Regions from separate parts of the Homo sapiens genome. Here region 2 is linked to region 1. Evidence: chromatin loops called from intact Hi-C (ENCODE). Cell type or tissue: IMR-90. All regions are shown on one strand. Region 1 overlaps MCC (MCC regulator of Wnt signaling pathway). Region 2 overlaps YTHDC2 (YTH N6-methyladenosine RNA binding protein C2).

Region 1 (5,000 bases):
CTATTCTGAATGGCTGTAACCCCTCCAACAAGTTTTTATATTGTTAATTTATTCACTTTTCTAAAAGACATTTAGACTTTTGATATTAAAAATAATTCTATGATGAATAATTTAATGCAGATAAGATCTTCATTCTTTTGAATATTTTCCTCTGGATAAAATCCCAAAGCAGGAATTGTAGGTCAAAGGATATGAATATTTTCCTGGTCTTCAGGCATGCTGCTGATTTTTTGTCATGAAAACAAGTCAATTTAAATAACTACAGTTCACTCATTGGTGAGCAAGTGGTAATTTGAATGGGCCACTTTTTTTTTTCTGCCTCATCACTTTGAAATTTATCTGTTTTTAAATTACTGCTTGTTTAAAGCTGCAAAACTATGCCTTATTATTATCATCATAGGTTTCTTTTATTAGTGTTACCACTTAAGTGTATTTGCCAAGGCCTCAGAGTAGTTGACTGTATCGTACACTTAGCATCCTCTAAAAAGTTCGGTATTGTTTAAGAAACATTCTTGTTTATTCAGGAAATTATCAAAGCAAAATGAATGAGACCAAAGCTAGAGAGCAATCATTCTGGTTTACAGACAGCAAAGCAAGCAGATAATCCATCTGTGATAACCGTTGAAGCTGGTTGCTGTCCACCCACAATCTGCCTTTGAGCAGAAAGGTCTTTCTCCACATTAGTACAACCTCATGGATAAGGAAATGTCCTCACATCTCTGGAATATGAACTGCCTTTGAAACGAGGAGCTGGTATCACCTAGGGCTAGCATTTCAGCCCTTTGTCTTAACTCTTAGTAAAGGACAATGAAAATAAAGTCAATTGACGCTGGGCGCGGTGGCTCACGCCTGGAATCCCAGCATTTTAGGAGGCCGAGGCGGGCGGATCACGAGGTCAGGAGATCAAGATCATCCTGGCTAACACAGTGAAACCCCGTCGCTACTAAAAATACAAAAAAAAAAGTTAGCCAGGCATGGTGGTGGACGCCTGTAGTCCCAGCTACTCAGGAGGCTGAGGCGGGAGGCTGAGGCAGGATAATGGCGTGAACCTGGGAGGCGGAGCTTGCAGTGAGCTGAGATCGTGCCACTGCACTCCAGCCTGGGCGACAGAGCGAGACTCCGTCTCAAAGAAAAAAAAGAAAGGCAATCAAAGGAAATTGTCTGTTGACTAAATGAAGCAACATATCCCCTGTTCAGCTTGAAGAAGCTAGACAGTTACTTTCTTAAAGAGGAAATGTTCCTACTGCAGGCATATTATCTGGGACCCTGAGGATGCTGTACACATGTTCCACCTCCTCTTGTGTGGACGTGGGCCACGTGGGTCTCACGCTACAGGAAAGGGACTGTTGTTTGATATTTTACCTTGTTTGCCCAATGAATGTTGGGCACAAAGAAGAGTGACTATGTTTCCTCCTCCTAGAAATCCAAACTCAAACTCTTGTCAGAGCTTTTGTGAAGGCCTAAGAATGTTTCATGAGACATTTTAAGCACTTAGTTTTATGAGAATCTAATAGAACTTTTCTGTGATGGTGGAACTGTTCTCTACATGCACTGCCCAATATGGTAACCACTGGCCATGTATGGCTATTGAACATATGAAGTATGGCTACTGCAATGGAGGAATGGACTTTTTCATTTTATTTAACTCAGAATATTTTCAATTTAAGTAGCTATTTGTGGCTAGTAGATACTATATTGAATAGTGCAGGTCTAGGTCAAAATCATCTCCTTGTGGGATGTTATATCAGCTACCTATTGTTGTATGACTAATCACTTACTGCATCACAGTTTCAAGGATCAGGAACCTGGGGGTGGCTTAGTAGGTGGTTCTGGTTCAGGGTCTCTTGTGAGATTCTGGTCAAGCTGTCAGCCAGGGCTGTATCATCTGAGACCTCAGTGGGGGATTGGAGGATCTGCTCTAAGAAGGCTCACTCACCTGGCTGTTGGCTGGAGGCCTTAGTCATTACTCACCATGTGGACCTCTCCATAGGGCTGCCTGAGAATCTTGAAGACACGACAGCTGGCCTGCTCCGGGGAGGATGGTCCAAGATAGTGAAGTGAGAGAGAGTGACCAAGATGGAAGTCAGGGTTTTTTAGTAAGCTAATTTTGGAAATGACCTACTGTCACTTCTGTCACACAGACCAACCCTGGTACAGTGCAGATGGGGGACAGCACAAGGGTGTGGACACCAGGGTGCCGGCTCAGCGGGACTACCTGGAGTGGCCTACCACAAGGGAATCACATGGTCCTTTCAGGTGGTCACTGAAGGGACGACACATTTGCCTCTCCCACCTTTATTGTTTCTCTTGTATTTTTCCAGAACCAAGTTAAAGGTTTAAAAATAAAAAGGCCAAATGAAAGAGCAAGCCACTGGCCCTGCCCTGGGAATATTCATGGGTGGTTTCCTTGCCTGTGTGGAGAGTGAGGCCGAGACAGCACCTGAGCTGCCTCCTGCACAGAAACCGGCGCCACATTGAAGGTGTCCGCTGTTCTCTGCAAGGGCTGAGGCCCCATGTGCTTTGTTTCAGCGAGCAGTGCATCGAAGCCTACGAACTCCTCCTGGCGCTGGCAGAGAGTGAGCAGAGCCTCATCCTGGGGCAGTTCCGAGCGGCGGGCGTGGGGTCCTCCCCTGGTAAGTGTCTCCAGAGTCCCTCTTCCTCCTCTTGTCTCCCTGCCTCCTTTGCTTCTGCCCCTGTCTCAGCAACTGGCATTGAATCATCTCCCGACAACACAAAATTTGGTTGTCAAGTGTGTTTTTCGTTTTTCCTCATGACTGAATGGGTAAATTGTTTATGTTGAATGCAGCAAGAACTGGAGTGGAAACAGAATAACAGACAAGTTAAAACAAACAAGACTTCTTAGGAGCTGCATTCTCCTGGGCTGACAGTGGGGCCAGATGGAGCTGAGGCCGCATCAGCGATGAAAGGGGCCAGCGTTTCTGCAGCTGTCTCTCTGATGCCTGTTGTCAAGGCACATGCTGCCGCCACATGGCCTTCACTTCATCTCGTTCCATTGGCTGAGCTTCTCCAAGTTTACCTCTTTGAGTAGTAGTTGTTTTTTTTGTTTGTTTGTTTTGAGATGGAGTTTTGCTCTTGTTGCCCAGGCTGGAGTGCAATGGTGCAATCTTGGCTCACTGCAACCTCCACCTCCTAGGTTCAAGCATCCTCCTGCCTCAGCCTCCCAAGTAGCTGGGATTACAGGCACATGCCACCACGCCTGGCTAATTTTGTATTTTTAGTGGAGACAGTTTCACCATGTTGGTCAGCCTGGTCTTGAACTCCTGACCTCAGGTGATCCACCTGCCTCAAAGTGCTGGGATTACATGCGTGAGCCACTGCGCCCGGCTTTTGAGTAGTTTTGAAACATGGGTTTCCCCTGCCAGGTCTCCAGGTGTCTTACGAACAAAGAAGAAGTAGTTTCACCCCCTGCTCTTGTCAGCATCACAGAATGCTCGCCCACCTCGCTTTCCTGTGCCTGTCCTTCCCCCAGCCCGGGGATCCTGTGCCCTGTTGGCCTGACCTGTACCTCGAGATCTGCACTGCCTGCTCACTTCTGTCCCTCAATTTTGAGTAAGGTGGAAGGAGTATCTAATTGGACACAAGCATGTCATTCTAGGAAGCGGCAGCATTTGCTAAAACGTGGCCAGTGATTGTGGCTCCGAGCCTGCAGTGATGTGGGGAGGACTGCAGTAGAAACAGTGCTAAGAGGAAAGAGAGACCCAAGGAGAAAGGTGGCCGTCTCTCCATGCAGAACTAAGCCCCGGACACCCCCTTAGCCTTCGGAGAGGCAATAGCAAGTAAACAGAAAGCCAAGGTGACCAGGTCTCTCCAGAGCCAAAGATGGATGGTGTGGGCAGGCCAGGCATTCCCATGTGTGGTAGCCAGGCCTCTGTCATGGACTGGATTTCTGCTGTGAGCTTCCATTAGGACTTGTCCATCCAGGACACACCCTTCAAAGAAAGTCACCATCCAGGCACCTTCTGAATGCACCTTCCTGTCCTTCTTCCCCGCTCCTCCCCCTTTGTCTGGGGGCTCACTTTTGCACTGAACACTCACATGTGTTTCCTCCTTCAGTTTCGACTTGCACAGGAATCTGAAGCAAAAGTGAAGGAAGGAAGGTATCCTGGGTGTTAATTTCCTGCTTCATATCCAAGTAATCCAACAAAGGAGCACACCTTCATTTGTATGGAGAGTGATGCTCTGATCCTCCCTCTGGTTTTTTTTAAATAGTATTACCAGCCCAGCCCAGAAGTAGAAACTCTGCCAGCATTTCCATTAGAAACCTCATTTTTCAGGGTCTTTTAACTGAACCATAAAACTTTATTTCTCATATGAAACAGATCCTAAAATGATCTTGGCCTGCTGTCAGGATTTTTTTAAATTAATATACGTATTAAGAAAAATGATAAATTAAAGGAAAAAGTCAATCGTATTTCCAGTTGGTTATCAGCGGAGTGTCTTAACCTGTTCAGGCCTCACAAGGTACCTTTCATTAGGCATGTACCTACTCAGTGCAGTTATTTGGTGTAGGAGCTGAAAGAGCTTAAATAAATCTGCCTTTTAAATATTCAAAATCAATAATGAAATGCTTTGTATTTACCTAATACTGGGAAGTTCATGTATACATTTATAATATGAGCCAGTAAGTAATGTCATGCCTAATTCCAAATAGCAGTCAGTGGTGAGATGTATGTAAAATGTCTTATTTGTGGAGAGAAGAGAGGCATGAAGTTTGTCAGAGAAATGACAGGAGGGAGTTCCAGGGATTTTTGGCCTGCAGAATGGGTCCACCCCATTTCCTGCCCACTCTCCATAGTACTGAGGGCAGGCTTGATTTTTAGCAGTTCCCCATTAAGCCTCGCCCTTGCATTCCGCTGACAGGAGTGGCTGGCCCATCATACTGTGCCATCATGCCACCCATCATGCCATAGAGCTGTTGCACAGCAAAGCAGGAACTCATTTGTGACATGCACCCACAGTATCTATGATTGTGGGTCTTT
Region 2 (5,000 bases), 450 kb before region 1:
ATTGAGAACTCCTTATTATGCTTTCATTCCAAGATAACCGAAACTATGGTTTGATGATAAACACAGGAATCTTTTATACAAAGCAAAATTAACTAAAAACTAGCTGCACATGTGGAAAAGATGCTAGCTAAGTGAAATTCACAAGAGTTTTTTAAATAAAAGGTAAACCCCATATGCAATTTTGAAATATAAAAGTAAATGTAATAAAATTACAGTTGAGAGCATCATAACACCTAACTTTCGAAAAATAAAAGTAACCGATGCATTTTGGCATTTCAATGGCTTCTTCCTTTGAAAGAAAAATGATGCTATAAGTAATCAAATTTGACACAATGTTAACATTAATCAATTTACTAATTTAAAAGGATGTTACTAAACATTTAAATCAAATACAAACATATGCTTCAATATTCCCTACTTGTAAATCTAAGAACAGTTTAAAAGATCAGCTGAAGAGCCCAAATCTCAAATGACTGCTTAAAAAGCTCACAGACACCAGGAGTCTCTTAAAAACAAACAACAACCACCACCAAAAAAAAAAAAAACAAAAAACAAAAAAAACAGGCATTCATTTGATGCCTAATAAGTACTTAATTTTATATTCCCTTAATTTATATTTCCATTAGGCAGACAGATGCAAAGATCTAGCTCCAAACCACTTTCTCCCCAATACTGTAATACAGAATTGGAAATGTAGTAAAGTTTGCATCATACTAATTTGTACTTTTTTATGATTACCTAAAAACTAATAAACCAACCAGTTCACTTCATGTTGTCGCCAAACTGAGCACAGCTGCTTTCAAGGTATGGTCACTATGCCTATAGTAAATTTATTTTTCTGGGTTTTTCTTTTTTTTTTTTTTTTTGAGACAGAGTCTTGCTTTTTGCTTTCAAGGCATGGTCACTATGCCTACAGTAAATTTATTTTTCTGGGTTTTTTTTCTTTTTTTTTTTTTGAGACAGAGTCTTGCTTTGCTACCCAGGCTGGAGTGCAGTGGCACGATCTCGGCTCACTGCAACCTCCGCCTCCTGGGTTCAAGCAGTTCTCCTGTCTCAGTCTCCCCAGTAGCTGGGACTACAGCCGCCCGCCACCATGCATGGCTAATTTTTGTATTTTTAGGAGAGATGGGGTTTCACCATATTAGTCAGGCTGGTCTGGAACTCCTGACCTCAGGTGATCCACCCACCTCGGCCTCCCAAAGTGCTGGGATTACCAGCATGAGCCACTGCGCCCAGCCTATTTTTCTGGTCTTAATGAACTATAAGCTAAATTGAAGATGAGATCTATCCAATATTTCTGTTCTAACTCCTCAGAGCACCTACTACACTGCTATGAACTTGATGTGAACATCAAAAAATAATTAGTTAAGTATTAACTGTGTTCAAATCCTGGCTCTGCCACTTGCTAGCTGTGTGATCTCAGGAAAATTACTTAACATCTCTAGGCTTTAATTGCCTCATCTGTTATATAGGTGCCAGGTGTTAAAATAGACTCTGCCTTATAAAACTTGTTATGATCCATGGTAGACTGGATAAATAAAATGTGGTACTACATATACACCATGGAATACTATGCAGCCATACAAAAGAATGAGACCATGTCCTTTGCAGGAACACAGATGGAGCTGAAGGCCATTATCCTTAGCAAACTAACCCAAGAACAGAAATCCAAATACTGCATGCTCACATTTGTAAGTAGGAGCTAAATGATGAAAACACATGGACACATAGAGGTGAACAACAGGCACTGGGGTCTATCAGAGGGTAAAGGATGGGAGGAGGGAGAGGATTAAGAAAAATAATGGGTACTAGGATTAATCCTGGGTGATGAAATAATCTGTACAACAAACCCCCTTGACTCATGCTTACCTATGTAACAAACCTGCACATGTACCTCTGAACTCAAAAGTTGAAAAATAAACTATATCCACACTAGTACACAAATGGAGGCATGCTCTGTCATACATCCTGCTGCATTTAATGTATAAGAAAGAACCATTGGTCCTTGTTGCTCACTTCTGTGAACAAAAAGTGCACTAAGGCCATGGGAGTCATCCACTTTCAGGTCAAGGTCTATCCTTTCCCTTGTGGTAAATACCAGGCCAGAGATGAATCAGCACCAAACCAAAGGCCCTCATCCAAATATGAGAATGCTGACTCCTTCTCATTTAAAGAAAAAAAAAAAAAAGAGATTCTTTTATTTTCAATAATCCTTTATTCTTGGGAAAACCCAGTTTAAATGTGACCTAATTTTTTATTTTATTTAGCATATTACATCTATGATCATAAGTAAGATAAACCCATAATTTTCATTTCTAATATCTTCTTTATCTGAGTTAGGTAGCGAAGTTATACTAGTTTCATAAAAAACAGGAGGTGTCCCTCTCTTTGATTCTCCAGGAAAAACTGAAGTAAAAATAAAATTATGTTTATTGTGCAGCCATAAAAAAAGAGTAAGTTCATGTCCTTTGCGGGGACATCGATGAAGCTGGAAACCATCATCCTCAGCAAACTAACACAGGAACAGAAAACCAAACACTACATGTTCTCACTCATAACTGGCAGTTGAAAAATGAGAACACATGGACATAGCGGGGGAACATCACACACAGGGGCCTGTCAGGGATTAGGGGGAAAGGAAAGGAAGAGCATTAGGACTAATATCTAATGCATGCAGGGCTTAAAACCTAGCTGATGAGTTGATAGGTGCAGCAAACCACCAGGGCACATGTATACCTATGTAACAAACCTGCACATTCAGCACATGTATCCCAGAACTTAAAGTAAAATAAAATTAAAAAGAAAAGAAATTATGTGTATTGACTCTTTGATTTAAATTACCTCTGAATGGCATTTGTGTGAGTAAATTTCTAATCTTGATTAAATTTATATAATGAATTTTTTAAAAAACCATTGTTAGGATTAAATGATAATCCATTTAAAGCACCTAGCACAAGTATACAACAACACTTAGTAAATGTTTGCTCCTGCCTCCTCAAGGAATGCAGCCCTGCCGATATCTTGATTTTAAGTCCATGGGACCTCTGTTGTTGGACTTCTGACCTCCAGAACTGTACTTTGGTACTCTATTTGGTACCTGTTAGGCAGTGACCTTAGCAGTCACAGAAGAAACTTGTACTTGGAAAATCTACTTTCATATACTTCATATTTTCCCATTCTACAGATTTTTAACAAAGTTCATTTTGTAAAATCCATTTTTGTCTAACTTGGACTGAGAAAAATCGAGATGGGATTTTGTTTTCATTATAAACAAGCCAAAGACTTAGAAAAGTGAGCCTTTAGGACTAAAACACACTGACCTCAGCGTGACTTTAAACACAACCTTTAAAGTTGAGGAAAAAAAGTAAATAATGATGTGAAATTTTTGGTATGTGAAACCTGACTAGAATTTCAAAGAAAACTTTAGGATATATTAAAAATCACAAAATGGGGCTTTTACTCCAAGAATGTTTTCACTAAAAGATGAGCAATTACAAAAAATAATCAAAACAGCGCCAAGGCACACTAGTTCAGGCCTATAATCCCAATACTTTGGGCGGCCTAGGCAGGAGGATCACTTGAGCCCAGGAGTTTGAGACCAGGCTGGGCAACATAGCAAGACCCCATCTCTAAAAAAAAAAAAATCTTAAATTAGCCAGGCATGGTGGTGCATGCCTGTGGTCCTATCTACTTGCGAGGAAAGCCTGAGCCTAGGCGTTTGAGGCCATACTGAGCTATGATTGTGCCACTGTACTCCAGCCTGGACAACAGAGGAAGACTCTGTCTCTAAAAAATAAAAATAATCAAAGCAGGTAAAATTCAATTATTTAGAAGATGAAAAACAAAATCCATCACAAATGACATAATTTTGAAAGAAAGAGTATCAAAAAGAAAAAATTGACCAGAAAAAAATTGAAAGCTATCACACAATAAGTCTGGAATCTATTTTTTAAAACTTATATAAAAAGCCCAAATAAGAGAATGAGTCAATGAGAGACTGGAAATAGAATCCAGGCTTTCTGCACTTTACACCAGGTGGCCTCTCAAATAGGTACTAAGAAACTATAATATCAGACACCTACAGATACACACACACACACACACACACACACACACACACACACACACACGAAAACTAACTTACTGAATCAATAAAGTTAACGATAGATTATTTTTTTAAAAATCGGCTGGGCCCAGTGGCTCATGTCTGTAATCTTAGTACTTTGGGAGGCCAATGAGGGAGGATTGCTTGAGCCCAGTAGTTCAAGACCATCCTGAGCAACATAATGAGATGCTGTCCTCTACAAAAAATAGAAAAATTAGTTGGGTGTGGTAGCATATGCCTGTAGTACCAGCTACTCAAGAGGCTGAGGTGAGAGGATTGATTGGGCCTGGGAGATGGAGGCTGCAGTGAGCAGCGAGCCGTCATCATTCCACTGCACTAAAGCCTGGGTGACAGAGCAAGACCTTGTCTCCAAAAAAAAAAAAAAACAAAAAAACGCCAGGTGCAGTGGCTCACGCCTGTAATCCCAGCACTTTGGGAGGCCAAGGCGGGCAGATCACGAGGTCAGGAGATCTAGACAATCCTGGCTAACACAGTGAAACCCCATCTCTACTGAAAATACAAAAAATTAGCCGGGCGTGGTGGTGGGCGCCTGTAGTCCTAGCTACTTGGGAGGCTGAGGCAGGAGAATGGCGTGAACCCGGGAGGTGGAGCTTGCAGTGAGCCGAGATTGTACCACTGCACTCCAGCCTGGGTGACAGAGCAAGACTCCATCTCAAAAAAATAAAATAAAATAAAATAAAGTCAAAGGGTGAACAGAAAATTTCATGGATAAGTCAGGTACAAATTCTCATACAAATGAAAAGAAAGGATTTGAGAAGTAGATTCAAAGTGATTTCTTTCTTTTTGTGAAAAGAAGAAAAGGCATTTGAAAATCACAAGGACCACTAAGAAAATATAGTACAAAGTTTACTCAAAGATGAAAAAAAGAGAGAAG

The links. Peaks named below come from ENCODE experiments on the same cell type or tissue, not always from the same donor. Only the 100,000 strongest peaks of a DNase experiment are listed, where the experiment ranks them.
Region 2: a loop joins it to region 1, with 14 times the contacts of the local background. A loop is called at or near these places in 1 of 110 quality-filtered maps.

Annotation. Positions count from the first base shown.
Region 1 is chr5:113,065,713-113,070,712 of GRCh38, reverse strand. It overlaps MCC (MCC regulator of Wnt signaling pathway), which reads left to right. Exons shown (of 19, transcript NM_001085377.2): 13 at 2,530-2,633. Among named protein-coding and RNA genes, the nearest start is that of DCP2, 91 kb to the right of the region's middle. RefSeq lists enhancers at 3-777, 778-1,554. In IMR-90, a CTCF peak has its summit at 2,959; DNase peaks (open chromatin) are centred at 1,952 and 2,812; H3K27ac peaks cover 1,054 bases.
Region 2 is chr5:113,517,687-113,522,686 of GRCh38, reverse strand. The region is part of intron 2 of YTHDC2 (YTH N6-methyladenosine RNA binding protein C2); the gene reads right to left. Among named protein-coding and RNA genes, the nearest start is that of YTHDC2, 6.5 kb to the right of the region's middle. RefSeq lists a silencer at 1,998-2,198. In IMR-90, no CTCF peak of the experiment used is centred here; a DNase peak (open chromatin) is centred at 2,076.